Linked DNA regions of Mus musculus: region 2 is linked to region 1. The links are chromatin loops, found by intact Hi-C in ENCODE. Cell type or tissue: heart. All regions are shown on one strand. Each heading gives the region's core, and the rest is flanking DNA. Links, peaks and the distances in the headings are about the cores only.

The links. A loop is a pair of places that touch in the nucleus more often than their neighbours do. Peaks named below come from ENCODE experiments on the same cell type or tissue, not always from the same donor. Only the 100,000 strongest peaks of a DNase experiment are listed, where the experiment ranks them.
Region 2: it touches region 1 in a loop (1.9-fold over the local background); 2 of 42 quality-filtered maps call a loop at or near these places.

What each region holds. Positions count from the first base shown.
Region 1 is chr14:103,811,502-103,820,865 of GRCm38, reverse strand. Ednrb (endothelin receptor type B) reads left to right here. Exons shown (of 8, transcript NM_001136061.2): 6 at 1-85; 7 at 827-935; 8 at 3,666-6,251. The coding sequence ends at 3,800. The region is part of intron 1 of Gm35197 (a long non-coding RNA gene); the gene reads right to left. Among named protein-coding and RNA genes, the nearest start is that of Ednrb, 28 kb to the left of the region's middle. In heart, for the core only: no CTCF peak of the experiment used is centred there; a DNase peak (open chromatin) is centred at 5,125; H3K27ac peaks cover 447 bases.
Region 2 is chr14:103,737,073-103,746,436 of GRCm38, reverse strand. The region is part of intron 1 of Gm35197 (a long non-coding RNA gene); the gene reads right to left. Among named protein-coding and RNA genes, the nearest start is that of Gm35197, 23 kb to the right of the region's middle. In heart, for the core only: a CTCF peak has its summit at 5,068; a DNase peak (open chromatin) is centred at 4,126.

The sequences.
Region 1 (9,364 bases), core at 3,892-6,391:
TCTGTTGGCTTCCCCTTCACCTCAGCCGGATCCTGAAGCTCACCCTGTATGACCAGAGCAATCCACACAGGTGTGAGCTTCTGAGGTAAGAGAAGAAAATCCAGTGGAACCCATGTGACATAAAAGGAGACGTGGCAGCTGTTCGGGGGAAGATAGAGGGGGTTGGAGAGGGTGCCAAGGGAGAGAGGTAAATAAAGAAGAACATGACATGTATGTGATGACATATATGTCATAACATGTATATCATAACATGTATGTCATATGTATGTATGAAACTCAGTAACCTGTGCTAACTTAGATTGAAAGAGAGAGAATAGAAACAATTATGGAATTGTCATCCAGCTGCTTCCCCATTATCAATCCATCTAATAGGCAGAAAGAATACTATTTTCTTATCCACCGAGGCCAATTAAGACCGATTTTCGATTGGCAATTGCTCTAGATGGGGTAAATTAGAGGGCCTGGAAAAGCCTTGGGAATGTAGGCACAGTCGTCAAAGTGATGAGTGACAAGATGAAAAGTGTCAGATCGGAGACATCAATGTTCAGATCAGTCCTCCCTCGCTTCCAAATGAGAATCTTATTTTTAAAAGAAATGCTGCATATTGGTGGTGAAGGTGGGATAGGGCAGTGGAGATGCCAAAGACAGACGGAGAAAGAGACAGGCAGGCAGAGACACAGACAGGCACCTCTGCTGGTAAATCAGTGGCTAAATAAAATTATTGCATGTAGGTGATTTGGGCTTTCTTCATAAAAACATAAAGGTGCAAGTTAAATACACACTTGGAGGGATGTAATCTTTAAAGACAACTTTGGGTTTCTTTCAGCTTTTTGTTGGTTTTGGACTACATTGGTATCAACATGGCTTCTTTGAACTCCTGCATCAATCCAATCGCTCTGTATTTGGTGAGCAAAAGATTCAAAAACTGCTTTAAGGTAAGAAACTCTTCTAAAATAAAATGTTTCCTGTGATCTGGCATCAAATATAGGCTTTAAAAAACACACCAATATTGCTATCTAGAGAGAGCTGGAAGATTGCTAATTTTCCCTGCCTTGCGATATATGTGATGGGTTGGGTTTTTTTGTTGTTGGTTTTTTTTTTTTTTTTTTTTTTTTTTTTGGTTTTTTGTTTTTTGTTTTTTGTTTTGTTTGTTTGTTTGTTTGATTGGTTTTGGTTTTTTTGAGGCAGGGTTTCTCTGTATAGACCTGTCTGTCCTGGGTCTCATTTTGTAGACCAGGCTGGCCTCGAACTCAGAAATCTGCCTGCCTCTGCCTCCCAAGTGCTGGGATTAAAGATGCATGCCACCACTGCCCTGCATATGTGATGTTTGTAAATATCACTTTTGCACTATAGGAAATATTTGCTTATAAATCCTTGACAATAGTAAGCCATGCCCTGATGCCTTAGCCACTCACCAGTACTATTAGAATTGTGTAGCTTAATAAAATTACATATATTGATAATCACTGTCATGTAGTCAGATAAGAATGAAACCCAGTTAGATGCAGTGTTCCTCTGATCTTGGTAGACTTTTTTTTTTATTGTTCAACTACAATTTGGGTTATAAGAAAGTTAATCTCTTTTTCTCATGGACGGTGGGAATAAAGTCAAGGGCTAGGAGATGGCTCAGAGGGTAAGGGTTCTTGCTCTGCAGGTGGGTAAAGGTTCCAGTGCCCAGCACTGATGGGGAAAGTGGGGCATGCCGTGCTGGGTGAGGGGAAGAAAAGATCTCTCTGCTTTCAAGGCCAGTTTGAGTTATACAGTAAGGTCCTATCTTAAAACACCAAAGAAAGAAGGGCAGTGGAGGGGCGGGGGATATAAGGCATGGCTACCCACATGCCTATAATTCTAGTGATAGGATTTCTGGAGATTGGTAGGCATTAGCTTAGCTCCAGGTTCAGTAAGAGACACTGTCTTAGGGAAATAAGGTGGTGGGGGATAGATCAGGACACTCAATGTCCTCCTCTGGGGCATCACACACATCTCCCCCACCTCACCCACACACACATAGTAAGTATAAAAAATTAAGATCATTTCTACTCCATCCTTCCTCCCATCTATGTGTAGTGGCAATCTGCTACTCCATGTAGAATATAAGTCTACCTTCTTACCTCAGATGCTGGCAATATGACACCCATTCTTCCACTCAGCCATTCTCTCAATAATGCAACACCAAGTAAAATATGCCTCCCCTCGCAAGAGAATGGACACTGTCACTGGTATTTCATTATCTGAAAATCAAAATTCATTTCCTCGTAAACACTGAGATAGTTGAAAACATCCTTGCCCATTCATAACTAAGAAATTAGTGATGGAAGAGAACTTTTATCCAAACCAACTCCTTTCTTTACAGAACAGAAACCCCGCTAGTTCCCTGAGCATAGAGTTTATCATAACACAAACAGAAAACCTATTTGCTTAGACCCATAGACTATCATAAAACAAACGGACTGAACAGAGTTTTAAAAATTTAAAAACTCCAGTGAAAAGTGGAAAAATAAAATCAAGGTACTTGCATCCTTTATAAATTCATAGCACAACAATATGGAAAATGCACGCAAGAGTAACATGTAGGTTTCAAATAGCTAGGCAGTATTAAACTCATTGACATGGGAGGAAATGTATGTCAGTGTCAAGTGAGGAAAAGCAGATTATGGGGCACAGACACTAGTTACCTAAGTCTGAACACAGGCACGTGTGCAATTGTAGTATTTGTGTTCTCGAAGAAAAAATGTTTGACTTTCACTGTTGTGACACATCAAGAATCGATTTCCAAGTAAATAAGATAAAGTGTCAAAAGTTAAGGTGGCTTTCGGGGCTAAAGAGATGACTCAGCAGGAAAGAGCACTTGGTGAGCAAGCTTGTGGACATGAGTTCAAACCCAAGCTCCCCTGTAAAAAGCCAGGCTTGCCTGCCTAAACCTGTAACCCTAGCTTTACAGGACAGAGACAAAGAAATCCTAAAGACACCTGATCAGTCAGCTAGGCAGACAGAGTGAGTGAGCTTCAGGTTCAATGAGAGATTTGTCTCAAGAGAATAAGAGAAAAAGCAATAGAAAGAAACAACAGACACCCTCCTCTGGCCTCTTGTGTGGTGCGCGCACACACACACACACACACACACACAGAGAGAGAGAGAGAGAGAGAGATACACACATATACTAAAAACAATTAGTGACTGTTTCTTAAGTAATGTTAATTCCATAAGTTTTTTTTTCTTTGTACTTCATAGTTGCAAAAAATTAGCACATCCCACAAATGTGATCGCCTTTTCAATTTCTAAAAATTTTATTTATTACTATTGTGTGAATGCAAGGTATATATGCATCACATGATGCATAAGTGCTACTATGTGTGTGTGTGTGCATGTGTGTATCAGAATCTGTGCACACACACACACACACATGTGCATGTGTGTGTGCACATAGACAACTTTCAGATGTCTGTTCTCTTTCCACCATGAGTTCTAGTGCTCAAACATGTCTCCAGGCCATCTTGCTGGCCTTAATTGCATCTCTTTTTTAAGGGGGGGGGGTAAAGGGGGTATGGAAAGAGAGGGAACCGGAACCCCACACTTGCAAGGATAGTCAGAGCCCCAGCGCAAGAAGAGCAGAGCGGTGGCCGTGTGCCTGAGTACGCATGTAATGGTCGTTCTGTTTCATACAGTCATGTTTGTGCTGCTGGTGCCAAACGTTTGAGGAAAAGCAGTCCTTGGAGGAGAAGCAGTCCTGCCTGAAGTTCAAAGCCAACGATCACGGATATGACAACTTCCGGTCCAGCAATAAATACAGCTCGTCTTGAAGGCAAGAACACTCGCCGAATCTCACTGTCCTCATTGTGGACAGATACCATTAAAACAAAATGAAACCGTTGCCAAATCAAAATGGAAAAAACCATGCTAGCAGAAAGGTGTGCGCGCGTGTGAGAGGGATTATTTTTAACTGTTCTGACGCTCAACACCGGATATATTCACGGGCTGTTTACAACCTAAGAAAGCTGTGGGAAGGAATGAAGCCCTCCTCCGTGGGGAAGCACTTAGATTCTTAGTCAGCACTTCAGCAGAGCTCTTAAAAGCCCCTAGTGCGTTCACATGCCACTTACGTTTAAAAAAACGAGAACTTCACTGAAGTTCTGTTCAGGAGTTTATTATCCAGTCCTATGAATCTGGATTCAAGAAAGCATGACATTGCAAAACAATTCTTAAAACGAAGTTTCAATTGCTTAATTTGAAACTTAAAAAAAAAAAAACTAATAAATTTTTATGCATACTATCATACCCACTAATCTGATTGTAACTATATGCAAAAGAAAAGGCAATATGGTTGGTAAACTTTTTTGGTCATTACCAACATTGAAATGATCAGAATTCGGGGGAAGAAAAGACAGCCTGCGAATGCCACAGAGAAAACATGGGAAAGCGTGAGCTGCTATGCCTGAGACTTCTGAAATTCCCTCACACATACTCTGCAGAAAGACACAAAACAGAACACTACCTATGATTTCTTTAAAGTTCTTTCAAATATCCTTTCATGATTGAAGTTTAAATTCCATGTGTTCAACTTCATCATCTGTAAATACTTAGCTATTAGCTATAAGCACTACACGTAGAGGACTTAACAAAGGGCAGGTCCCAGCGTTCGTAGCTTTCTGACAAAGAGATGCCAGTAACCCGGTTATAGACAGAATGTGAATTGCCCGGTGCAGTGTCCACATGGCAAAGAAGCAGGGAGCATCCTTTCAGCCATGCTGTAGAGAAAATGGTCCACAGCACAATATGATAGCGAAAATACCGTGGTTTAACGCCATAGAAAATAGTCACTGTAACCAGCTCTCTCGGAGGCATACTACCAACTTTTTATGTTATTCCTGAAAATAGCCAATAGAAAGGCGTTCTGGACATGGTGCTTTTTCTAAAACGTAGAAGCCAAACTGCTTCGGGGTCTGCAAGATCCTCCTCTTTGCGCATTCTTGTCTAGGTTTTTTTTTTTTTTTTTTAATCTCCTTCCACGACGTGCCTTAGGTTCACTCCGGATGAGCGGTGTGTGAAAGAATGCCCAAGAGAAAACTGAAGAGAGAGGAAATGAGGTGGGGCCAGAGGAAGCCCGTGGGGAAATATTCCCATTCTTAGCCCTGTGTTCGTCACTGCCACGTCATGTCGGTGTGAAAGGTCCTGGTTCGGCTCCAGCAAAACAAAGCGCAGCGTTCTCAGCGTGACTCGGGAACAAACCAAGCCCGAGAGCTTTAACCTTGTCTTAAAATATAACAGATTTTCCTTCCTTCCTTTTTCTCTTTCTTCTCTTCTCTTCTCTTCTCTTCTCTTCTCTTCTCTTCTCTTCTCTTCTCTTCTTTTCATAACCCAGGCCACATGTTGAAAATGAGCTTAACAATGCAGTTTTCTACCAAAATCATTGTGACAATACAATAAACCCAAACGGGACAATGAGGTAAAAAACCAAGAACAATACTGAATCCACGTGACACATGACTCTCTTTAGGAGTCACCCACAGTTCTTGTGTGTACAGATTGCTTTTTAATCATAAAGGACGCCCCAGATCTTCAATTTTAAGTTAGTTATTGGCTCCCCAGTAGTTTCACAGCGTGGATATATTTTTAATTTTTACTAAGTTTTAGATTGGTTTTATTGTTGTGTTCTAAATTCTTAAGTCCTAACATCTTTGTTTAACCCAGATGTTCCTTCCCTCTTCATGGGCAATAATCGTCCTGCCAAATTATGAAATGGCATAAGAATACTATTCACATAATATATACAATAAAACTATATTAAGTGGCTTTTTTATTAAAAATTTTAGCACACAGACCAAGGGTGATAAGAAAAAAAACATGATTCCCTTGCATAATTAAAACCAAGATAAGAGAAGGTACCATCTAATTTAAAGCATATTTTCTAACATTTAAGTAGCCTAATATAGCAATGCATAAAAATAGTGTTAACAAGGATGTTAGAGGTCAAACGATTTGTAAGTGACTTCAGCCTATTTTCTCCCAAATTATTTACTGCTATTTTTGGTCTGTGTTCAAACATTTTCAGTATTGATAATGTGCAACAGCCAAAGGAACACTGTTTTCATCCAAATGCGGGTGTGTTGTACCTAACATGCACTTGTAATAAAGCCGTGTAAAATAACTGTGTTTTGTTTTGCTCTGGTCACCTAAAGTGGCAGCTTGTGTCGTTGCTAACTTCTTGTTGAGTAAGCAAAACCAATAAACGTTCAAATGGTTTAAAAGAGCAGCTTATCTTTCGCTACTCATTCATAAATCCTAAGTCAATCATTAAAATGAATAGAGATGCTGTAACTGTGCCTGCTCCTTGCCGGCAGGCCCAGGAGAGAGGAGAGAACTGCTGGTCCCGCCCACCGGGGTCTCTCTGGGGCTGAGCAGGATGGTGAGTGTCCACAGCCCAAAGAAACGCACCGAGCTGGGAGTCTTGTTGAAGCAGGAACTCAACTTTATGGCATCAGCCTCTCTTAAATAAGTTCAGAACATTGGGAGGGGATTTTTGGTGGGGTAAGATGACATTGAAGACATGGAATGGTGACAGAGGGTATGGAGGGACTGACAATGGCAGAGCTCTACATCAGCAACAGGGCAAAGGCAGGGCCAAACAGGTCTTGCTGAGTCACTCTGATAACAGAAGTGACTGAGGCAGGTCACAAAATTAGAGCCAGGCTTAGGCTCTCCCACAACGCTGCAGAAACTCGAGCCAGGCTGGGGCTTATCCTCAAGGCCCAAACCAGGGCCAAAATGGGGCCCAACAGTAAATGGACATCATTTATGTTAAACACATAATTATCAAGGAAAGTGAATTTAAATGCCACTATAATGGCCTTGCTATGTCTTATTACACATATGTAGCTATCACTCATGGTTGATCATTTTCTGATCACACATACTTAGCCATCCTTCCCAGTTGATCATTTTCTAATTTCACATATTGGGGATCCTTCTTATGTACACATAGAGAGTAAGGAAAGTTCTCTCTGAACAGGGTGTGTGCCATCTCCATTCTGTGCGCATGCATAAAAGCTGTAAGTGAAGTATTGGTGCCACATTTTAAAGTATGAGTGAGTGAATAAGCCAATAAGCATCTTAGGAAACTTGCAATTAATGTGGGAGATGCATGAAGAAGCAAAAGAAAAAGTCCACATGATTAGGCTTGATTTTCCCAGAGATGTAAGACAAAGGAAACCAAATCAAGGTGCTTAATATTCAAAAGAAAACTTAGAAATTCAGATAGTGCTCTTGAAATTTGAAAATATGGTAGAAGAGATAAAAGACAAAAGTCAAGACCTCCGAAGGCTAAAATTGACAACAAATAGCATGTGAAGGGCCTCTCCCAAACTGCTCAGTAAGCTGACAACCAGACTGTGCTCAGTAAGCTGAGAACCAGGAAGGAAACCAGGGAAGGAAGCCCTGGAAAGGTGAGTTCAACACAGGAAACTCAATGATTAACGTCAGCATGGTGCACTGCAAATACTTCTGCTTGTCTAAGAAGCAGTCAGTCCAATAAAAGCAGAAGAATGGAGAAAGTAGAGTGCTGAACGAGAGAAAAGTTAAAAACTGAAAGATGCCTGGTATATTGGAAGATATTCATAGGCATTTATAGCTCTACAATGGCCTCTGGGGATAAATGAATGGTAGTTACAAGAAAACGCTGATGTTAGATGCTTGTGAAGGGCTGGAGAGATGGCTCATCAGTTAATAGCCGTGGTTGTTCTTATAGAGGATCTGAATTCAGTCCCTGGCACCCACAGTGTGGCTCCCAAGCATCTTGAACCTCCATTTCCAAGGGTTCTGACATCTACTTTTAACCCCCTTGGGCAACTACAGGCATGCATGAGGTATGCAGACATACCTGCAGTCAAAACATCTATACTTAAAAAATAATAATAAGTAAATAGTAAATAAAAATAAATCTTTTTAATTTAAAAAAAAAACAACTGCTGTTCTTCCTATAACTTCTTTCTTGTGTAGAAAATATATACACATTTGTAATGTCATGACTTGAATAACAACAAATTGACCTTGTAAAAAATAACACTTTTAATCAAAGCAATGAGTGCAGTTTCATCTCTCTCTCTTCTCTAAGTCCCTGCCTCCCACTTTCCCTCTCCACCCTCCCCCATCCCCTCTTTCTCCATTCCCATTCAGAAAAGGGCAGGCCTCCATGAATAGCTGTCAACCATGATGATATCAAGTTGCAGTAAGATGAGGCACCTTCCCTCATATTAAGCCTGGACTAGGCAACCCGGAAGAGGAAAAGGTCTCTAAGCAGGCAAGAGTCAGACAGTCCCTGCTCTCACTGTTAGGAGTCCCACAAGAAGACCAAGCTATACAACTGTAGCATCTATGCAGAGGGCCTAGGTCAGTCCTGTGCAGGCTCCCTGATGTCAGTTCCTTCTCTGTTAGCCAGTATGACCCTGTGTTGGTTGTTTCTCTGGGTTTTCTTGTGTCCTTGACCCCTCTGGCTCCTGCAGTTCTTCTTCCCCTCTTCCACAGGATTCCCCAGCTCTGCCTCATGTTTGGCTGAGGGGCTTTGCATGTTTCCCTAAGTTACCAGGTAAAGCCTCTTTGATGACAATTGGTCTAGGCATCAAAGAACAAAAAGCATTTAAAGAAATGTCCTTAGGAGTCAGGGAAATGCAAATCAAAATGACTCTTAGGTTCCATCTTACAACTGTCAAAATGGCTAAGATCAAAATTACAGTGACAGCTCGTGTTGGAGGATGTGGAACAAGGGGAGCACTCGCCCACTGGTGCTGGGAGTGCAAACATATACAGCCAATTTGGAAATCAATATGGTGAGTTCTCAGAAAATTGGAAAAGGATCTAACTCAAGACATAACTATATCACTCCTGGGCATATACCCAAAGGACACATCACCACACCATAAGGACGCTTGCTCAACTACATTCATAGCAGCTTTATTCATAGTAGCCAGAAACTAGAAACAACTGAGATGTCCCTCAACCAAAGAATAAAGAAAATGTGGCACATTTACACAATGAAATGTTACTCAGTTGTTAAAAATGGCCATAACCTGATAGTTGCAGACAAATGGATGGAACTAGAAAAGATCATCCTGAGTGAGGTAACACAGACTCAGAAGAGAAACATGGTATGTATTCACTGATAAGTGGGTATTAGCCGTAAAGTAAAGGATAGCCAGGCTACAATCCACAGACCAAGAAAAGCTAAGAAGCTCTCAAGGGGAACACATGAATTCTCCACGTGAGGGAAAATAGAATCCTCATCAGGGGCGGATTGGGGGTGGGGCATGTCTATGTTGGGAGGTGAGTACAGGAACAGGAGAGATCAGGCCAGGGGAGGATGGAGGGAGAGAGT
Region 2 (9,364 bases), core at 3,887-6,386, 74 kb after region 1:
GGTTTCTTTCTCTGTACAGTGATGGGAAGCAAAGCATTGATTGAGCCAGGTCCCAGTGGGTGACATCACACTACAAAGTCCCTCCCTCAACACAGGTCCCAGTGGGTGACAGCACACTACAAAGTCCCTCCCTCACGAACAGCTGGACTCCTGGGCTGACATGTTTTCATCCTCAGCCCCACTCCCTCAACAGGAGCTACATCACCTTACAGAATAAAGCTGCGTTCCTCATTCTGAGAAAGATGAGGACACAGAACTATTATCTAGCCTCTCCTCTTACGGTACTGGGTAACTTCCAGGTAGACAAGGTACTTGCACAGAAAAAAAGGATAAGTTTCCACTGTGCAGTGGAAATAACCACCATACACCACACGCTACACACCACACACCTCACGCCACACACTGCATTAGCCATGGTCCATGAGGTGACCCTATCTACTTGACCTGGGTGTGTACAGGAACATAATCTGAAAGTCGCTGTATAGAATAATTGTTTAGGAAGATAGTGACTATGTTTTTTTTTAACTTTAACCAACCAACTTTAAAGAAAATGTTGAAAAGTATATAGGCTTTAAACATTTTTAGTCGGCTAAGTAACACTGTCCTAAACAACCTCAAATACTCAAGTAATGCTGGTTTAAATGAGAAAAGCCTGCTGATCAAACCTCTAGACTAAGCTGTCAAAAACACCCGAAAGAACAAGGCCATCATCCATGAGATAACCTGGTCTCATGTTGTCTTAGGGTTTTACTGCTGTGAACAGACACCATGACCAAGGCAACTCTTATAAAGTCAACATTTAATGGGGGCTGGCTTACAGGTTCAAAGAGAGTTTCAGTCCATTATCATTAAGGCAGAACATGGCAGCATCCAGGCAGTCATGGTGCAGGAGGAGCTGAGAGTTCTACATCTTCATATGAAGGCTGCTAGGAGAATACTGGCTTCCAGACAGCTAGGATGAGGATCTTAAGCCCACACCCACAGTGACACACCTACTCCAACAAGGCCACACCTCCTAGTAGTACTACACCCTGGGCCAAGCATATATAAACCATCACAAATGTACGTATCTGCTCTGTGCTAAAAGGCTTCTGATCTTACCACGAAGAAGAAAAAAAAAAGACAGCAATTCTAATTATTCTGTTTTAATTATATATAGGCATATAATCATGTATATATTGTCAGGTACAGGGTTTAGGTATTCACATGTATTGTGTAATAATCATATCAGGGTACTCCATATATCCATCACCTCAGCCATTTATCATTTACTTGTGGTGATAGTGTCCTAAAGCTCCTCCCTGAGGAAGTCTGGGGTTTATTTCCACCACCTGTAACCTTGTACTTAGTGAGTGACGTCGCTGTACTAGCCTCTCCTTCAGCCTCCCACACTTCTGGTAACCACTTTTCTTCTCCTTACTTTCACAAGATCAGCTTCTGTCAATTACACACGTTGAGTGAGAGCAACTGCCCCTTGTCTCTCTGTGCTGGGCTTATTGCATTCAATCTAGTATCCTCTAAAGTCATTCATGTTGGGACAAACGGCAGGGCTTCCTTCTTCCTATAGACTGAATAGCCCAGCATCATTCACATTTCCTCTGTTCTTGCATCCGTTGCTGCATGCTGAGGTTGTGTCTTGGTTACTTTGCTCTTACTGAGTCAAAATAGCACGGCCAAGGCAACTTATAAAATAAAGCTTCTAATTTGGGGCTCATGGTTGCAGGAGTTAGAGTCCCTGACAGTCATGGCAGGGAGCCCAGCATCAGGTGGGCAGGCAGGGCACTGAGCAGTGACTGTGGACTGCCATCTGACTCACACGCAGATGCTGTGAGAACTAACTGGGAATGGCCTAGACTATCAAAACCTCAAACCCTGCCCCAGTTCCACACCTCCCCCAACAAGGTCACATGCCCTGATCCTTCCCAAACAATTCCCCACACTGGGGACCAAGTATTCAAATATATGAGCCTATGGGGTTCATTCAATTCCAGCCACCACAGGCTGGTTCTATATCTTTGCTATTGGGAGCAGAGAGAGCAGCAATGAGTCTGTGGCGTGTATGATTATACCTCGGGCCTTAAAATTTTGCACATCCATGAATTTCTCGGGAAGTTCAGAGTAGAGCACAGGCCTAACGAATTTCCTTTTATGGTATTACAGGGACCTGAAAAGCGTTTACTAATTGTTCTGGTAGATGGATTGCAATGCTCTGCAACGGGTTTCTTCTCAACAGCCGCCACAGGCCACCATCTCACTAGAGAAGGGGACAGCTTTACCCACAATTCCTAGAACTGATACAAGTTACCCACAATTCCTAGAACTGATACAAGTGTAGAAGGAAGGGACTGATGTATTCCCAATTACAGCACAGATAATAGGTGACGGAGTCAGGACATGACTCCTGCGTATGACTTCTTCATTTCTGTGTGAGGATTCCCAGGTAAGAACCGTTGGCTGCTGGGAGCCATTCCTTTGGAATATGGGGCTTGTTTCTCTGCGGTCAGTCTGTCTGTCTGTTCGTTTGAGGTAGAAAAGGAGCTGTCAACCTGGATATGTCACTGTTCACATCTTCTAAAAATCTCAGAACTTTTAGTAGGATATAAGACTGACTTATTAAAGATTCAGCGCACAAAACCCTTACTGATGAGCAGTCTGTAGCGAGGGAATTAGACTGGCCTTGCTTTATTTGCTTTCATTGTTTAAAATTACTAATACACTTCTCACACGCCCATCACATAGGGCAAAATGTGGTTCAAAGATGTCATTATTTTTAACTCGTGGTACGGTTTTGTAAATATCCTATGCTTTATAATGACGAGTCTTTCAGTTTTTGAGACAGGGTTTCACCATGCATGTATCTCTGAGTGGCTTTAACTCACAGTGGAGTTTATGCTGGCTCTGAACCCTCCTGCCTCTGCTTCCCCAGTGCTGGGATGACAGGTGTCACCATGCCCAGACAGATGGTTCTGTCTAACAGGACTGCACTGAGATCTGGTTTCAACATCTGCCACTTGGATTTCTCCTGCAACTCAACCTGATGCGTGTCCAGGTTCACCTAGAAGGGATCCCGTGGTTTTACCGCCACTCCTTCTTTTCAAGGGACAGATGAAAATTAAAGGGCAAACGGACAAGGCGTCTCAGAGTTCTGAGTTCCTGGCATCCACTCCGTGCCTTATCCCAGAACATCAGTGCAGCCTCTGAGTATGTATGCATTTCTCAGGTTTCAAACTTTCATCACTGAGCTCAACTCAGAATATTTGAACCTCACTTTACACCATCACGTCTCGGCAGTCTTCTGTAATTAAGTTCAAAGCATCCCTTTTAGACTACACCAAAACTTTGCGGCACAAGCTTTGGCCACATTCAAATTATAAATCATAGGTGCTTAGGAGATCACACGAGTGCTTGAAGACTACCCGGGGAACGCAGGCACAGAAAATCCGTCTGCTTCCAGCTGAGACAATAGCTAAAGCGCAGACTGTGTGTGAGTCCTGCTTTCTTCTGTGACACACAAGCCTGCTCCTTCCTTTCCACAGAGCAGCAGCTGAGCGTGGCAAACGCGACTGAAGTGAAAACAGAGGCTGTAGCTTTGTTCAAAGGATACCTCAAAAACAACCACCTGTGTGGGCAGGCCTTTAATCCCAGCACCTGAGTTCAAGGCCAGCCTAGTTTCTAGTTGTCGTCTCTCTACAAAGAGAGTTCCAAGCTAACCAGGGCTATATAATACAATTCTCTTTCAGAGAGTGAGAGAGAGACAGAGACAGAGACAGAGACAGAGACAGAGACATAGACAAAGAGAGAGAGAAACAGGGACACACAGAGGAAGACCAAACAGGCCTTTTGGGTTTAGTACCAAGCACCTTTAATCCCAGCATTTGGAAGGCAAAGGAGAGCACACATCAATGTGTTCAAGAGCAGCCTGGTCTACAGACTGAGTTCCAGACCACCAGCCAGAGCGAGAGAGATCTCCTGTCTTGGGAAGGGGTGGGGTTGGGAGCGAGAATGCCTTGGAGTACATTTTGTCTCTCAGACTCCTGCACCTTCACAAAACAATAAACAAAAGAGGCAACCTCACCCACTACGCTTCCGTCTGAGAGCGTGCTTCCCAAAATACCGTCATTTGTCACTGTGTCCAGACGTCCTCAGCAGTGCTATACGAATGGGACAACTGCTGGAAAAGATCTCAGAGCAGGGCATAAAGAGTTTATCAGGGCTCAGTCACATCTGGAAAAGGGGGAGGGGTGTGTGTCTAGGGTTCAAATGTTCCAGGTAAAAAGATGCTAATGCAGATAGAGAAAGTGAGGAATTTGAACGAGATTACGAGGTTAAACTTCATACGACTTGATACAAGATTGTTTTGTTTGTTTGTTGTTTGTTTGCTTTGCATTTATCCTGTCTGCTAAAAAGGAACAGGAAGTTCCTGCCATCCACAGGAAGGTGGACCACTCAGAGGTGAGTCAGGAAGTTGCCTGGTAGGAAATTCCTCTCAACAATCATCTGTCCTGGCTATCGTTGGTTTAAGCTTTCTCTTAAGCACTAAAAATGTCTCCTTTCCCCTTAAAATAAGTAAGTGTCATTTGTAAATTTAAGGGGGAAAAGGGGATAACAGGGAGAAAGAAGAATGGAAAAGGGGATTCAGAAAATATTGAGGGATTTTCAAAAGAAAACAGAACAGCTCTCTGCAGGAATAGAGTCAACGCTAGAAGAAGATGAAGTAAAACCGCAATGGGAAGAAGCCGCTGACTGTGACCACGTGGTTCTGCACCAGCTCCCTACCTATAAAAACCCTGATCTCCAGCTCTATTCCAGGGCAGCCTAGGGGTGACTAGGTCATCACCAGAGTAGGGTCCAGTGGAGGTTTCAGATCGAATATAACTTCAGAGGATCCTGGGATCTTGTCTGTCCTTCTGTTCCCTTTGCATTCAGACCTTGGGGTGAGCAGCTTTCTGTCATGGTGTACTTAACCCAGATCCTTCCTGGCAGTCAGCCGAAGACTCCAAACCTGGGGGCTCAAGTAAACTCGGTCCTTTATAAGCTGCACTTATTTGTGACAGAAGCACAGCGCTCCCTGTGGACAGCGGCATTCTGAAGTTGAAGTGCTTTCATGTATAATACGAGGAAATAGAGTTTCCTTCTCTAGAATGAGTGTTCAGCGACAAACATGGGGTCCATTTACCCTCTCAGTAACACCTTAGGAGATGCAGTGGTTGAGCTGTGTATTAGTCAGGGTTCTCTAGAGTCACAGAACTTATGAATAGTCTCTAAATAGTAAAGGAATTTATTGATGACTTACAGTCGGCAGCCCAATTCCCAACAATTGTTCAGTCGCAGCTGTGAATGGAAGTCCAAGGATCTAGCAGTTACTCAGTCTCACGCAGCAAGCAGGCGAAGGAGCAAGAGCTCGAGCTAGACTCCCTTCTTCCAATGTCCTTATATTGTCTCCAGCAAAAGGTGTAGCCCAGATTAAAGGTGTGTTCCACCACACCTTTAATCCCAGATGAAAGGCATAGCCCAGATTAAAGGTGTGTTCCTTAACTCGGAGATTCAATCTTCTGGAATCCATAGCCACTATGGCTCAAGATCTTCAAACCAAGATCCAGATAAGGATCTCCAAGCCTCCAGATAAGGGTCACTGGTGAGCCTTCCAATTCCGGATTGTAGTTCATTCCAAATATTGTCAAGTTGACAACCAGGAATAGCCACTACAATCCACCCCTTGTCAACTTGACACAAATAATATCTCATGTTCACATGAAACAATAACAAGGTTGTAAATACGCCTAACATGATATAACTATCCCTCGTACAATCGCAAACGCATTAGTAAATTTACAATGGGCATTCATATTACTTTATAATCCTCGTTTCTGCAACTGGTTACGTGGCCTTAATTGGTATTTATAACTACCTTCCTCTACTACCCATTCTGTATTTCCTTCACCTTCAGCCAGCACCTCAGCAGGTCTTGGCTCTTTTCCTGGAGGATTGACCCATACCTTCATTCCTGATGGGTCTGCGTCCTTTGTCATCCTGCTTGGATTAGGCTGTTGTAGTTTCCCATTGACTTTAATCACAGGACATGGTAGTACTAAGAGACGCCCTAAGGGATCTCCTGCACTCCAGACATAATCTTGCTTACCACCATTGTGAAGAGGTAATCCAATTTCCCCATGGTAATCTGGATCTATCACCCCTCCTAACACTGTTATTCCTTTTTTAGCCTGTTGGTTTAAGGGCATTAGAAGCCCAAAATGACCAGGGGGAAGTCTGAGCTTCCAGTTCAATGAAATGTTTGTTGTAGCTCCTGGTAGGAGCACTCCCCTCTCTGGAGCCAAAACTTCTAAGCCAGCAGAACCTAGAGTTATGGGGACAGGAAGCAAAAATTTTCCTAGAGGGTCACTAGGAGTGATAGTAAGTGGAACTATTCCGTTTTCCACCCCTTGATTCCTGGACCCATGAATCCTGGCTATGGGTGAAACTGTACCATATATCGAGCGCTGATTCAAAGCATATACTGCCTTCTGAAGAACTCTGCCCCAGCCTTCCAAGCTGTTACCACCTAATTGGCGCTGTAACTGCGTCTTCAAAAGGCCATTCCATCTTTCTATCAGCCCAGCTGCTTCAGGATGATGGGGAATGTGGTAAGACCAGTGAATTCCATGATCGTGAGCCCACTGTCGTACTTCTCTGGCTGTGAAATGAGTTCCTTGGTCAGAAGCAATACTGTGTGGAATACCATGACGATAGATGAGGCATTCTGTCAGTCCGTGAATGGTGGTTTTAGCAGAGGCATTACGTGCAGGAAAGGCAAATCCATAACCAGAATAAGTATCTACTCCAGTAAGAACAAAACGCTGTCCTTTCCACGAAGGAAGTGGTCCAATGTAGTCAACCTGCCACCAGGTTGCTGGCTGGTCACCTCGAGGAATGGTGCCATATCTGGGGCTCAGTGTTGGTTTCTGCTGTTGGCAGATCTGGCAATCAGCAGCAGCAGTAGCCAGGTCAGCTTTGGTGAGTGGAAGCCCGTGTTGCTGAGCCCAAGCATAACCTCCATCTCGACCACCATGACCACTTTGTTCATGTGCCCATTGAGCAATGACAGGGATGGCTGGGGAGAGAGGCTGACTGTCCACAGAACGGGTCATCTTATCCACTTGATTATTGAACTCCTCCTCGGCTGAAGTCACCTTTTGGTGAGCATTTACATGGGACACAAATATCTTCACATCCTTTGCCCATTTGGAGAGATCTATCCACATACTTCTTCCCCAGATGTCTTTCTCACCAATTTTCCAATTGTGATCTTTCCAAGTCCCTGACCATCCAGCCAATCCATTGGCTACAGCCCATGAGTCAGTGTATAATCGTACATCTGGCCATTTCTTCTTGCAAACAAACTGTAATACCATGTGTACTGCCCGAAGTTCTGCCCACTGTGAAGATTTCCCTTCACCTGTGTCTTTCAAGGTTGTCCCAGAAAGGGGTTGTAATGCTGCAGCTGTCCACTTCTGGGTGGTGCCTGCATAACGTGCAGAGCCATCAGTAAACCAGGCTCTAGTCTTCTCCTCTTCGGTCAGTTGATCATAGGGAACACCCCATGAGGCTATAGGTGCATGCTTGGCAGCAGATGGCATTGTAACAGGAGTAGAAACCATAGGCATTTGAGCAACTTCTTCATGTAACTTGCTTGTGCCTTCAGGACCTGCTCTGGCCCGATCACGTATATACCACTTCCATTTGATAATAGACTGCTGCTGTGCGCGTCCCACTTTATGACTTGCAGGGTCTGATAGTACCCAGCTCATGATGGGTAGTTCAGGTCGCATAGTAACTTGGTGTCCTATTGTCAAACGTTCAGTTTCCACTAAGGCCCAATAGCAGGCCAAGAGCTGTTTTTCAAAGGGAGAATAGTTGTCTGCAGATGATGGCAGAGCTTTGCTCCAAAATCCCAAAGGTCTTTTCTGTGATTCACCTACAGGGGCCTGCCAGAGGCTCCAAACAGCATCTCTATCAGCCACAGACACCTCAAGTACCATCGGGTCTGCTGGGTCATATGGTCCAAGTGGTAGAGCAGCCTGCACAGCAGCCTGGACCTGTTGAAGGGCCTTCTCCTGTTCCAGGCCCCACACAAAGCTAGCAGCTTTCCGAGTCACTTGGTAAATAGGCCTAAGTAACACACCCAAGTGAGGGATGTGTTGTCTCCAGAATCCAAATAGACCCACTAAACGTTGTGCTTCTTTCTTGGTTGTAGGAGGGGCCAGGTGCAATAACTTATCTTTCACCTTAGAAGGAATATCTCTGCATGCCCCACACCACTGGACTCCTAAGAATTTCACTGAGGTAGATGGTCCTTGAATTTTGGTTGGATTTATTTCCCATCCTCTGATACGCATATGTGTTACCAATGAGTCCAAAGTGGTTGCTACTTCCTGCTCACTTGGTCCAATCAGCATAATGTCATCAATATAGTGCACCAATGTGATATTTTGTGGAAGATCCAAACGATCAAGATCCCTTCTAACTAAATTATGACACAGGGCAGGAGAGTTAATATATCCTTGAGGCAAAACTGTGAAGGTATACTGTTGGCCTTGCCAACTGAAAGCAAATTGCTTCTGGTGGTCCTTATGGACAGGTACTGAGAAGAAGGCATTTGCCAGATCAATAGCCGCATACCAGGTGCCAGGAGATGTGTTAATTTGCTCAAGTAAGGAAACTACATCTGGTACAGCAGCTGCAATTGGAGTTACTACCTGATTTAGTTTTCGGTAATCAACTGTCATTCTCCATGATCCATCTGTTTTCTGCACTGGCCAGATAGGAGAGTTAAATGGAGATGTGGTGGGAACCACCACCCCTGCATCTTTCAAGTCCTTGATAGTGGCAGTAATTTCTGCAATTCCTCCAGGAATACGATACTGTTTTTGATTCACTATTTTCTTTGGCAGAGGCAACTCTAAAGGCTTCCATTTGGCCTTTCCAACCATAATAGCCCTCACTCTACAGTTCAGGGAACCAATATGAGAATTCTGCCAATTTCTGAGTATATCTATCCCAATTATACATTCTGGAACTGGGGAAATCACCACAGGATGTGTCCGGGGACCTACTGGACCTACTGTGAGTCGGACATCAGTCAAAACTCCATTAATCACCTGCCCTCCATAAGCCCCTACTTTAACTGGAGGGCCACAATGTTTCTTGGGATCCCCTGGGATCAGTGTCAACTCAGAACCAGTATCCAGCAGACCCCGAAAAGTCTGATTATTTCCTTTTCCCCAGTGTACAGTTACCCTTGTAAAAGGCCGTAGGTCCCTCTGGGGAAGAACTGGAGAAAGGGTAACAGCAAAACCTTTGAGTGTCT